Linked DNA regions of Mus musculus: region 1 is linked to region 2. Evidence: chromatin loops called from intact Hi-C (ENCODE). Cell type or tissue: gastrocnemius. All regions are shown on one strand. Each heading gives the region's core, and the rest is flanking DNA. Links, peaks and the distances in the headings are about the cores only.

The links. A loop is a pair of places that touch in the nucleus more often than their neighbours do. Peaks named below come from ENCODE experiments on the same cell type or tissue, not always from the same donor. Only the 100,000 strongest peaks of a DNase experiment are listed, where the experiment ranks them.
Region 1: a loop joins it to region 2, with 7 times the contacts of the local background. A loop is called at or near these places in 20 of 42 quality-filtered maps.

Annotation. Positions count from the first base shown.
Region 1 is chr10:63,374,151-63,381,217 of GRCm38, forward strand. No RefSeq gene overlaps it. Among named protein-coding and RNA genes, the nearest start is that of Dnajc12, 8.9 kb to the right of the region's middle. In gastrocnemius, for the core only: a CTCF peak has its summit at 3,534; a DNase peak (open chromatin) is centred at 3,508.
Region 2 is chr10:63,305,390-63,312,456 of GRCm38, forward strand. It overlaps Herc4 (hect domain and RLD 4), which reads left to right. Exons shown (of 25, transcript NM_026101.4): 17 at 959-1,057; 18 at 2,353-2,520; 19 at 2,918-3,061; 20 at 6,078-6,244; 21 at 6,459-6,525. Among named protein-coding and RNA genes, the nearest start is that of Sirt1, 30 kb to the right of the region's middle. In gastrocnemius, for the core only: CTCF peaks have their summits at 3,349 (motif pointing right), 3,809 (motif pointing left) and 4,921 (motif pointing left); DNase peaks (open chromatin) are centred at 3,377 and 3,794; H3K27ac peaks cover 445 bases.

The DNA of each region.
Region 1 (7,067 bases), core at 725-5,724, 68 kb after region 2:
TGCCTCCTGAGTGATGGAATTAAAGGTGTACATACGCCACCACTGCCAGCCAAGGAAAGTTTCTGCCTGTGAGTGCTGATATTGTATACCCAGCAATCTCAGATCAATAACCTAATCCTTCTAAGAACATGTACGGCTCTTGCTGAGACCTGAGTTCGGTCCTCATCGCTCATAGGGGCAGTTTGCAACCACCTGCATCACCAGTTGGGGGCCTATCACTATGTAGTCCCAGCAGGCTTGAAATCTTGATGTCTTAGACATCAAGAACAGGACAGACTGATGAACAGAGAGCAGGAAATGGGCCCCCAGACCTTAGCACAATTTGACTCCATGATGGAAGTACCACTCAGGCCATGAAACTCAGCATATAGACAGCACCACCTGCCAAGCATCTCCTGCTGGAGAGATGGCTCAGAGGTTAAGAGCACCAACTGCTCTTCTAGAGGTCCCGAGTTCAAATCCCAGCAACCACATGGTGGCTCATAACCATCTCTAATAGGGTCTGATGCCCTCTTCTGTGTCTGAAGAGAGCAATGGTGTACTGGTATACATTAAATAAATCTTAAAAAAAGAAAGAAAGAAAAAGAAAGACCTAATCCATCAAAGTTCATAGTTCTGGGCAAGTCTCTCTGAACTAACCTTGCTTTTAGACTTTTGTAGCTCCTTTCTGGCCAATTGTTCTTGCTAACTGAAGTGTGCCAACAACCCAGGATATGGGTTTTGTATTGAAAAGCTCTCCCTGAGGAAGGCTCAGGAATACTGCGATCCTGCACACCTAGTATAGTCGCCAGCTGCCTAATTAAGTCTTGCTTTTAGTTTAAACTCAAGCATGAGGAGTCTTCTCTGGTGGCTACCCCACACAAGAGGGTGGCAAGAGATAAAATCATGGAGAAGGGCTGGAGTTGGGGCTCAGCAGCGAAAAGCCTTGGCTGTTCTTGATTAGCTGGGTTCCGTTCCCGGCACCTACCATAGCTTACAACTGTCTGTAACTCCTGTTCCAGGAGATCTGACACCTTCATACAGACACGCACGCAGGCAAAACACTACTGTACATAAAATAAAATAAAAATAAATAAAAAAATCATGGAAGAAATTAAAGGAGACTAAGATATAATCAGTCAAACAGAAAATTGGCTCCTTGAAAGAACAAGATCAATAAATCCCTAGCCAAACTAAAAGAGTTTATAATTATATAATTCATTACGTTAATGATATAATTATTAGTAAAATACGAAGTGAAAAGTTACAACAGATTCCAACGAACACTGTTTCTAATACAGTGGTTCTCAACTTGTAGGTTGCAAAATGACCCTTTCACAGGGGTCACCTGAGACCATCAGAAAACATAGATATTTACATTATGATTCATAACAGTAGCAAAACTGCAGTTATGAAGTAGCAAGGGAAATAATTTTATGGTCGGGGTCACCACAGCATGAGGAACTGTCTTAAAGAGTTGCGGCATTAGGAAGGGTGAGAACCTTCTAGAGGATCCTTAGGGGTCATCTGAAAATGTATATATTCCCAAAACCAGGAAAAGAGCTGGACAGGGTGGTGAAAGCTTGTAACAGTCACACGTGGGAGGTGGGGGCAAGATCAAAAGTTCTAGGCCATCACAGGCTACACAGCCAGCTTGAGGCCAACCTCGTCTACATAATGAGTTCCAAGCCATCCAGGGATATAGTGAGACTCTGTCTCCATTTTGTGTGTACGTGTGTGTGTGTGTGTGTGTGTGTGTATGTGTATTTCACTCTGTAAAATTTATTTTTTTATAAAAAATGTGTAACACCAGAACCTGCTTCTAAACTGACTTAATTAGGAACCCATTCTCTTATAGGATATACATTGGCACTGAAACAAAACAAACAAAACAAAACAAAAACAAAAACAAAAACAAAAAAGACTGTCTCAAGTTTTGTTTTGTTTTGGTTTGGTTTGGTTTTGGTTTTGGTTTTGGTTTTTCGAGGCAGGGTTTCTCTGTGTAGCCCTGGCTGTCCTGGAACTCACTCTGTAGACCAGGCTGGCCTCGAATTCAGAAATCCGCCTGCCTCTGCCTCCTGAGTGCTGGGATTAAAGGCGTGTGCCACCACGCCCAGCATGTCTCAAGTTTTAAATAATTAAAAAAAAAATGAGCGTGTGAGAATCGGGCAGTGGTGGCGCACATCTTTAATCCCAGCACTAGGGAAGCAGGAGGCAGGTGGATCTCTGAGTTTGAGGTCAGCCTTGTGGGCACCGTGAGTTCCAGGACAGCCAGGGCTACACAGAGAAACTCTGTCTTGAAAAACAAAACAAAACAAAAAAAGAATCCAGGAGCACCTGCCCAAGGGTGGCCTCACCCGCAGTGGGCTAAGCCTACTCAGATCAATCACTAAGAAAATGCTCCTGGGGCTGGTGAGATGACTCAGCGGGTAAGAACACTGACTGTTCTATCAAAGGTCCTGAGTTCAAATCCCAGCAACCACATGGTGGCTCACAACCACCCATAATGATAGTTGTCACCCTCTTCTGGTGCATCTGAAGTCAGCTACAGTGTACTTACGTATAATAATAAATAAATCTTAAAAAAAAAAAAAAAAAAAGAAAGAAAGAAAAAGAAAATGCTCCTACAGGCTTGCCTATAGCCCAGTCTTATGGAGGCATTTCTGAACAGGGGTACCCTCCTCTCTAATGTCTCTAGATTGTGGCTAAGTGGGCTGGCAAGCCTGAGACCCACCAGTGTTCTAACCCTGGACCCCACAAAGCGGAGGGAGGGAACTGGCTGGTGCAAGCTGTCCTTTGACATCACAAGCATTCACCAGGACTCACACATGCTCACAGAGAAACAAACAAGTCATGAAGCCACCCCTGCTCCACAGTCTGTTATCAGAGGCTGGGCATGGTGGTGTGTCTTTAATTCTAGCACCCAGAGTTAGAGTCAGGCAGATCTCTGTGAATTGGAAGCCATCCTGGTCTACAAAGCAAATACCAGGACAGCCAGAGCTACACAGAGGAAACCCTGTCTTGTTAAGCAAAAAAAAAAAAAAAAAAAATATCTGTTATCAGACTTGGCTGCAAGCTCCTTTGCTGGCTGAACCATCTCACAGCACTTTTCTTTTTCTTCTTTTTCTTTTTCTTTTTCTTTTCTTTATTCTCTAGACAGAGACTTAGACTGTAGCCCAGGCTTTCCCTGACCTCATGACAACACCTCTTGCCTCAGCTCCTGAGTGCTAGGCTTATATATTTCTTCCATATATATATTTCTTTCATATGTATATATTTAAAGAAAAAAGGAGGGGGAATGAGGATTAAAAAAATGGCAGTTGGGGACTGGAGAGATGGCTCAGAGGTTAAGAGCCCGACTGCTCTTCTGAAGGTCCTGAGTTCAAATCGCAGCAACCACATGGTGTCTCACAACCATCTGTAAAGAGATCGGACGCCCTCTTCTGGTGCGTCTGAAGACAGCTACAGTGTACTTACATATAATAATAAATAAATATTAAAAAAAAAATGGCAGTAGGAATCGGCCGCAGAGCTTGCCAATTCCTTTGGCTTTAGTCCCTCTAGTGGTCATTCTGAGGTACTGTTGGTGAGCGCGTCAAAACACAAAAATCCTGTAACAGCTCAGAGGTAGAGGGTGTTGGTTACATGCCTTTAATCTCAGCACTTGGAGGTGGAGGCAGGAGGATTAGAACCTCAAAGTCATCCCTGATTACATAGTGAATTCAAGGCTAGCCTGGGCTATGTCTGTCTCAAAACTACAACACTCTCCACAACCACCCCTCAGACAAAACAAAACAAATCAACATTTCCAAGCTTTGCACCGTCATTCAACACCCCTTGTGTAGATGGATGGTAAACTGAGGCATGAGGCTACACAGCTGGTGAGTTGTCTGGGGTCTGAAGACCACATGCTTCCTTCTCCCTGTCAGTACCGAGGGCTGAACCAAGGGCCTCCAGTATGTAACACAGTATATCACCCTAGAAGCTTGGAATTTTATGTAAAAAAAAACCTCCCAATTTAAAAATAGTGTCAATAGCTGGGTGGTGTTAGCACATACCTTTAAGATTTATTTATTTATTATATGTAAGTACACTGTTGCTGTCTTCAGACACACCAGAAGAGGGCGTCAGATCTCATTACGGATGGTTGTGAGCCACCATGTGGTTGCTGGAACTCGAACTCAGGACCTTTGGAAGAGCAGTCAGTGTTCTTACCTGCTGAGCCATCTCACCAGCCCAGCATGTACCTTTAATGCCAGCACTCAGGAGGCAGAGACATGTGGGTGTCTGTGAGTTCAAGGCTGCCCTGGTCTACAGGGCAAGTTCTAAGACAGTCAGGGCTACTCAGAAAAACTCTGCTTTGTATCTAAAATTCATGATTGCTTAGACTCATGGTTTGCTCTATCTTATTTGACACATGGGTAAGAGATTCAGTCTCTTTTTATACTCCCTTTTTTTGAGATGGTCTCACTATGTAGCCCTTGCTGGCCTCAAACTCAGAGAGATCCACCCACCTCTGCCTCAGAGTACTGGGATTAAAGGTGTGCACCACCACCTGGCTATCAATTCTTTTTATACCTCCACGCTGTCTAGAAACTTTTGCTCAACCAGGAATGAGATCGTGAACACTGTTCTCTATTTAAAGTTCACTTCCTTCTGCCAAACCCTTACCTGGCAAGCTCGAGCCCATACAGACTCATCTGTGCACACCCTTGGAGGCCAGAAGAGGACATCAGGTCCCTTGGGATTGGGATTTACAGATAGTTATGAGATGCCATGTTGGGGGTGGGGGTTGAACCCAGGACTTCTGGAAAAGCAGCAGACAGTGCTCTTAACCATTGAGCCATCTCTTCAGCCCCTGAATGTGTGTGTGTGTGTGTGTGTGTGTGTGTGTGTGTGTGTACATATGGTAGATATGTAAGCTGGGAGTTAGATACAGACTGAGACAATCTTATTAAGACTGTTCATTTTGAGCACATGGTGAGTCCAGACAGTAAGGAGTCCACGTGACCTATTTATGCTCCTGTGGCCCAATCAGAGAGTTGCTCTTTCATTTGGGGAGGGGCCATAAGTGCGCTGTGACTAGCTCACAACCCATCATGGACCCATCCTTACTACCTATGGGCAACTTAACTCCTGTCTCAAATGCAATGGATTCTGGGATTGTCCACAGAGTATGAGGCCCAAGACCTTGGAAGTATTCATTAATATTTCCTAATAGATTGATATCACTGCCCAGGTGACACCTGCTGCTTGTGGAACCAAGGGGAGCTTTAATCATGCCAGACTCCACCCCGAGACTCCTTTTTAATTAGTCTAGAGGAGAGCCCATTGTATTGAAGTTTGCCAACAATTACACAACTTTGAAGTGATTCCAAATGCTGACAAAGGGCTGGCGTGTAGGTCAGTGTGAGGTGTGCTATTAGCAAGGCATTGGGCTTAATTCCCACCCTGGGGGGTAAAAGAGAGGATAAACCAAGAAACACTTAAACACTCCAATGGTTTGTTCTGATAGGAACAACGACGGAGTATGTTCCCCCTGAGAACCCACCATCATGGGGGTGTTTGGCCACCCTTCATGAACCACATGTTAAGTCTCAACTTGCAAGCTTTGTCCTAGCAACTTCATCACATAGTTCTGAGCACCTTTAACTCCAGTTCCGGGGGATCGAACATCCTTCTCTGGCTTCCTTGTACATCTGCATGCACATGGTGAGTATATATTCACACACAAACACACACACACACACACACACACACACACACACACACACCACACACATACACACACATACATACACACACATACACACACATACACACACATACACATATACACACACATACAAACATCCACACACATAAACACACATACACACAAACAGATACACACATACACACACCACACACACAAACACACACACACCACACACACACATACACATACATACACACACACACACGCAAACATCCACACACATAAACACACACACAAACAGATACACATATCCACACACACACATCCACACACATACACATACATACACATACATAAACACATATATACACACATCCACACACATACATACACACATACATACACACATACACATATACACACACATACAAACATCCACACACATACAAACATCCACACACATAAATACACACACACGCAAACAGATACACACACCACACACACATACACACACATACATACACATACACATACATACACATACATAAACACATATATATATACACATCCACACACATCCACATACATCCACACACATAAACACACACACACACACACACACACACACACACACACACACACACACCAGGGATTTGGGCATCTTATGCTAGGACTATACATTGAATTGAAACCCAGTTGCAGTGTAGCCAGACTTCTATACCTAGAGCATTTTCAAATCTGAGAATCATTCTGGTCCACTACCCTCCTTCATAAATCAAAGAAGCACGAGTTTTAAGGAATCAGTGAAGCCGTGGATTTGATCCCTAGCATCACATAAACTACACACTGGTTTGCTTGATAGTAGGGATTACATTACGTGATTACACCTGTAATCCCAGCACTCAGGAGGTCGAGGCAAGATTAAGCATTCAAGGCCCTCCTTGACTCTGTGCTGAGGCAGTTTAGGATAAGTAGGACTGTACCTAAAAAGGAAGAGATGGCCAGCACTTAAAAGCACGAGCTACTCTTACAGAGGACCCAGATTTATTTCCTAGCACCCATATTATGGCTCACAACCATTAACCTCAGGTCCAGGGGATCCTACACCCTCTTCCAGCCTCTGTGGGCACTGCATGCAGATGGTACAGAGACATGCAGGCAAAACGTTCATTCACATAAAATACAAGTAAGTCTTTAAAAAACTGTAGAAACTGGGTGATATTGGCATGTGACTTTAAGCCCAGCACTCAGGAGACAAGAGGCAGGTGGACCTGTGAGTTCAAGACCAGATTGTTCCTTGATAGCCAGGGCTGTTACACAGCAAAACCCTCACAAAAAACAAAACAAAACAAAACAAAAAACTCCCAAAAGACCCCAAAACCCAAACTGA
Region 2 (7,067 bases), core at 1,390-6,389:
GGACCCACATGTTGGAAGGAGAGAAGAGCTACTACACTGTCCTCTGACCTCCATGCACGCGTATGGCATGTATGCACTCACAGAAGCACAGAAAGATTTAAATGGCTCAGCAGACAAAGGCACCTGCTGCCAAACCTAACAACCTAGGTTCAGTCCCTAGGACCCACCTGATAGAAGGAAAGAATTCCCCTCTGACCTCCACATAGGTGCCATGTATGATACCAGGATGCCTGCATAATTACATACTCATACAACATAGATTTTTCTGCTGAGCATGGTGAGACGCTTTTAATTCCAGCACTCAGGAGTCAGAGGCAGGTGGTTCTCTTAAATTCTGGGCCAGCCTTGATTACATAGTTCCAGGACAACCAGAGCTGTGTAGGTAGACCCCGTCTCAATCCAAAAGAAACAGAAATCACCTGGGGAGTACTATTTCAGTACCGTCTTTACGTTAAATTCAGTTGTGGTACACACTGTTGTTCCAGTGAAGGTACAAATTCAAGAGTTTGTAGCCATCCTGGGCTCAAAATACAAAGGGCTGGGATATAATTCAGCAATTGAGCACTTACCTAACATTCTCTTTTTTTGTTTGTTTGTTTTTTTTTTCAAGACAAGGTTTCTCTGTATAGCCCTGTCTGTCCTGGAACTCACTGTAGACCAGGCTGGCCTCAAACTCAGAAATCCGCCTGCCTCTGCCTCCCAAGTGCTTGGATTAAAGGCGTGTGCCACCACGCTCGGCTCAGTGGTCACATCTTATCTAATGCCATGACCCTTCGATACCTAACTTGCCTAACATTCTCAAAGCCTTGAGTTCACTAGCAAGCTGAATGAAAATCCTGTAGTCAAAAATGAATGTTCTTGAAAATTTCTAACCATACCTGTGAATGAACAAGAGTGTGATAATCATCTTTACCAAAAGTGACAGCACCCACACACCAGTTCATTTCTTTATTTCCAGTTGGCAGATATCCCGGTGACAATTTGTACATATCCATTTGTATTTGATGCCCAGGCAAAAACTACTCTGCTCCAGACAGATGCAGTCTTGCAGATGCAGGTAAGTGCTGTGCAATGGTCCTTTGATTTAGGGATGTTGTAAAAAACTGTCTCTGTGCTGCTGGGTTTTGGTTTTTTGTTTTTGTTTTTTAAGTATTTGAAACACTGGTGATAATACTAATGTGGGGACGCCATTGTAGACTGTCATTTGCATAATAATGCCTCGTGGAGCTGTGAGAATTGCTACATGAAACATACAAACATGAAAGCTGCTTAGTTAACAAGGAGCTGTCATAAAAATAGAGTAGCAGCCTTTATTCATGTTAAACCTTCAAAAATGATGAACCCCCTTTGTTATATATAATAAGTCCATCTTTCCAAACAATTTAATCAGGTTCACTATTACAGGTTAGATTGTTTCAGAAGCCTGGCTCCACTCTGCCCTTTAATTACATATGTGAGAAAAGATGGCAGGAACTAGAGGTGAGATAAAAAGTTCAATGTGGGAGCAGAGGCAATTCATCACTTAAATGAAAAGAGTTTGAAATTGCTCTGAGCCTGGCATGGTGACACACATGATTAATCTCAGCTCTGTGAGTTCAGAGGCCAGCCTGGTCTATATAGCAAGGTCTAAAACAGCCCGGACTACAGAGGCCCTAGCTCAGAAAAGGAAGGAAGGAAGGAAGGAAGGAAGGAAGGAAGGAAGGCAGGCAGGCAGGCAGGCAGGCAGGCAGGCAGGGACAGGAAATTACCTTGAGGTTGGTCATAGGTCATATATATTGGTGGTGGGGCTGGGATGTTTTATGGGGAGGGATACATACATATATATATATATATATATGTATGTATATACATATACGCACACTTATTTTATATATGTGTGATATCACAGTGAAACTCATGACTTTATGTTAGTTATAAATAAATTAACTAGGTATGGTGATGCTTGCATGTGATCCCAGCCCTCGTCTAGCAATCGGAAACTTCCAAGGGAAAGCGTTTAATTGGGGACTTGGTTACAGTTGTAGAGGGTGAGTCACCACGGCAGAAAGACAGCAGTGGCACGGGAGCAATTGCTCCAGAGTTTTGTATCCTAATCTGCAGGCAGAAGTGGCTGGGCCTGATGTGGGCTTTTGAGACCTCAAAGCTCATGTTCCATGACATGCGTCCTCCAACAAGACCACACCTCATAATCCTTCCTGAGTAGCCCACCACCGGGAACTCAGTACTCAATACATGAGCTTATGGGGCTTATTCACATTCAGACCTCCACACTCAGCTTCACAGCACAGTTAGGTTAAATAAGACTGCCTAAAAGTAAAATAAAAGTCTGATTTGTGTTTGTTTGTTTTCTAGATGGCCATTGACCAGGCCCACAGGCAGAATGTCTCCTCTCTTTTTCTCCCAGTGATCGAGTCTGTGAATCCTTGCTTAATTCTAGTTGTTCGCAGAGAGAATATTGTAGGAGATGCGATGGAAGTCCTCAGGAAAACCAAGAATATAGATTATAAAAAGCCACTCAAGGTAAGCAAGCACTCCACATAAATTGGGACTTCTCTGTAAAAGCTGTTCTAGGGTGTGTGTGTGTACGTGTGTATTTGAAACACTTTGTGGTTTGTTTGTTTTTTTTAATTACAGATTTACTTCATTCTCTGTTTTGCTTATGTGTATGTACAGTATGTACAAGCCAGAGAGAGGGTTAGATCCTGTGTAATTGTAAGTGGGCGCTGGGAACCAAACCTGGGTCATCTGCAAGAGCAACAAGTGCTTCTGGCCACTGAGTCATATAAATTATATCTTTAACTTTTGAAATTATAGGTTGCTGAGATTCATTAGCAGTGAATAGCTCGTTCACAGGTCTCTGAGATGTAATCTTTTGGTTCTTCATGGTCTATTCAGTGTTCACATCACCCTGTTTTAGGTTATATTTGTTGGAGAAGATGCTGTTGATGCAGGAGGTGTTCGCAAAGAATTTTTCTTGCTTATCATGAGGGAATTGTTGGATCCTAAATACGGCATGTTTCGATATTATGAAGATTCCAGGCTCATTTGGTTTTCAGATAAGGTAATATGCCCGTCTACCACAATTATCTCTTTAGATCTTTGTTTCTAACATATTCTAGTCAGACAGAGGTCTGTTTTATTACAGCTTGAAATTAGGAACTTTTAGACATTGTCAAAACACAGTCTTGTGTTTTACACATTTCAAATTAAAATAAATTGAAGAACAGTCAGCTTTAAAATAATTTTCCTTCTGAGTGTGTGGAAAATTTCATGGTGATTACTGTCTTAGCCTCTCTTCTGGAGAGAACTTAGCATTAGAGATCACTGACCGCTTGTAATTCAGATTCAGGGCCAGTAGACGGTAGCAGTGAGCCAGATCTTCCTTCCCAGCACATATTTGGATCCAGGAAGCCACCTGTTGGATACTACTGCTTTGACACGTGTGCATGGGAGACAGCTGATAGTTACTAGGACCCCGTGTTCAGTTAAGACTAAGATGTTACCAGCTGGTCCTTTACAGAAAATGTTTGGATTCTATTTTGTAAAAAAATTTCTGAGTCGCCTATGTTATAAATATATAAGATTTCTTTATATGTACATTTAGTCTTTTTGAAGGCTGTCTTGTATCGGGATAGCAGCTATTGATGTTCAGTACTTAGGGTAATTCCTAAGGGCAACAAACTACTGCACTGGAATTATACTGTCTTGGGTGCTTGGATAGAGAGAGAAATAGCTCAGCCTTATTGTTAGGCATCCAGCTCATGGGCCTGTCCCAGTGTTCGCTGGCGCCCTCCAGTGGCCGCAGCCTAGGTCTTGGTCTTGTGTTTTCTATCTGTTGCAGTTCTCTTTACTAATGCCCATCCACATTGTCCTGTCTATTGAGGGCGTCAGGTGTTCTTGCCTGGGCTCTTGTCAAGCATCCTCAGCACTATGCAGTTCTCCAAAATGGTCAAGACTTTAAAATACAGCCAAACAATAGCACCAATATTATGATGTACATGAAAGTAAATACACTTTAAGTTATTGCGTAATTTATTTCATCTTTAAGTTATAGTGAGTAGAGATAAAACTAATGATGTTTGCTGTCATTTGAAATAGTTGAACTCTATTAATTTGATTATTATAGTTAGTTTATCAATGTGTACATGTTTAAGTTAAGGGATTTTTGGATTTGTTATTTTAGTATAATTTAATTTTATAAGTATAAAATGTTTGCATAATTGTAAATCAGACTTACAGAAAAAGACACATTGGAAGACGCCCCGCTTGCTGTCATTCTCTCCTTCCTTATTTACAACTGCTTTTGTGTTTTCTTGTTTTATTTTTCTTTATTTTTGAAATGGGGTCTCTCTATGTAGCCCTGGCTATTCTGGAACTCTATGTAGACCAGAATGGACTTAAACTCACAGAGATCCCCTGCTTCTGCCAGTGTGTGCCACCACCCCTGCCGAGTTCCTGATTCTCTTAGTTTAGCCTCCCTAGTTGCCAGGATCATGGGTGAGCCACCATAACTTGAATGTATGTTGTCGGGTTTTGTTTTCCTTTGTTAGGCTTGAGACTTGGTCTCACTATGTACCTCTAAGTAACCTGGAGCTCCCTGTGTAAACCAGACTGGACTCCAGCTCACAGGTCCCCTGCTTCTTCCTGAGCGCTGGAATTAAAGGCATGGTCTAGCTCTCTCAGCCTCGGTTGAAAAAAAATTACTGTTTTAAGGGTTGTGTTTATAGCTCATTTGGAATAAAGCAAATGTCTTAGAAGCATAAAGACTTGAATTTGATCCCCAACATCCATCCACTTGAAAAGCTTGGCATAAGGGCTATGGAAAGATGGCTCAAGGGTTAAGTAATACTGGCTGCTATTCCTGAGGTCCTGAGTTCAATTCCCACATGGCCACTCACAACTGTCGTAGTCCCATGGGATCCAGTGCCCTCTTCTGGTGAGTAGATCTATATGCAGACATAACACCCATATTCATAAAATAAATCTTTATTCCCCCCTCCCACCAAAAAAATCGTGGCATAGTCAGGCTACTGTGACTCACACCTGTAATCCTAGCACTTGAGAGTTGAGTCTCAGGACAGCTTAGGCTACATCTAAAATTCAGTTTTAGGCCAGGCCTTGCCTCAGGAAAAAAACACAACAGAAAGCTAGGCAAGGAGGTATGTATGTGTAACCCCCTGCTGGGAAGGCAGAGTCCAAGCAGATCTCCGGGCACTGGCCAGACAGTCTAGACTCATTGCTGAGCTCCAGGCCAGTGAAAGGCCGAATTTCAAAGGAGGTGGCTAGCTTTCTTGATGATACCCAGGGTTGTCTTGCACATGTATATGCACACATATACACACACCAAGAACAAATTTTCTTTTCTTTTTTTTATTTAGATTTTTCTTATTGGATATTTTCTTTATTTACATTTCAAATGTTATCCCCTTTCCTAGTCCCCCCCACCCCCCAAACCCATCAGATTTTCTTTAAAGGTTATTTTGCTTTTGTTGTCTGTCAGCCATCATCTCATTCCCACCCATCCTGGGTGTCAGACTCAGGGCCATGTCCATAATACACAGCCTAACAGCCCACATTTAGTATTTAACGACACGGAGGTGCTTTTGTTTCTGGGGGGAAAAGTCAGTTATGAAACTATATATGTGTCTGTAATCTTGATAGTTCTGGAACTGGCTATATATACCATACTGGCCTTGAACTAACAGAGATCCTCCTGCCTCTGCCTCCCAAAAGCCACAATCCTTAAAACAGTAAATTTTTGGTGTTGTTTTTTGTTTTTAAATTCAAGGCTGAGAGTGATGGAGCATGCCTTTAATTTCCAGCGCTAAGGATTTAAGTTAAGTAATCCCACTCGCCGCTAATAGACAAGTTTCTAAAAAGAAAGTGCATTGCCTGGGACTGTGCCAAATGATGTTCATGCTGTGGAGATGGCAATAGGAGTGAGCTTCTTTCTCATTGGTTGATTTTTCTGTGTAGTCGATTTTTTTTTCTACTGTAGAAAATAAGTTTTTGTACTAAAAAAATCAAGGTTTAGCTTGCAAGACAAGTCTTTCACTTTTTTCTTCTCTGTGTTTTAGACATTTGAAGACAGTGATTTGTTCCACTTGATCGGTGTTATCTGTGGATTAGCAATTTATAATTTTACCATTGTGGACCTCCATTTCCCTTTGGCTTTATATAAGAAACTGCTGAAAAGGAAGCCGTCCCTGGATGATCTGAAAGAGCTGATGCCAGCCGTCGGGAGGTCAGTGGTTGGAAAGTGCCGAGGAGGGCTTGAGGCTGAGAGGAGAGGACTGCACACGAGGCTTGCCTGCTGGAGACAGCCGTGGCTTCCTTGTCTGTGCTAACGGGTTCAGGACAGCCCAGTGTGTGCTGACTCATGAGCAGAGCTGTCAGTAAGAACATACGTTTTACTGTAAAGACGCACTCGGTTTGGTTTTGTTCTGTTCTGTTTGCAGAAGCATGCAGCAATTGCTGGACTATCCAGAAGATGACATAGAGGAAACATTTTGTCTAAACTTTACGGTAAGATGAGCAGGAGCTTGGCCTCGGTTAGGATTTCTCGTTCCATAGAGCAAATGCTTTTTGTTGTTTACCAAGACAGGGTTTCTTTGTAGCCCTGACTGGCCTGTAAATTGCTCTGTAGACCAGGTTGCCCTCTAACTCAAGGAGATCTGCCTGCCTCTGCCACCAATGCAGTTTTTTAAATGTATATTAAAATGTATACATTTAAGCCAGGCGTGGTGGCGCACGCCTTTAATCCCAGCACTCGGGAGGCAGAGGCAGGTGGATTTCTGAGTTCGAGGCCAGCCTGGTCTACAAAGTGAGTTCCAGGACAGCCAGGGCTATACAGAGAAACCCTGTCTCGAAAAATCAAAAATAAATAAATAAATAAATAAATAAAATGTATACATTTAAGATGGATATTATATGGTGTCTTAGTCAGGGTTTCTATTCCTGCACAAACATCATGACCAAGAAGCAAGTTGGGGAGGAAAGGGTTTTTTATTCAGCTTACACTTCCATACAGCTGTTCATCACCAAAGGAAGTCAGGACTGGAACTCAA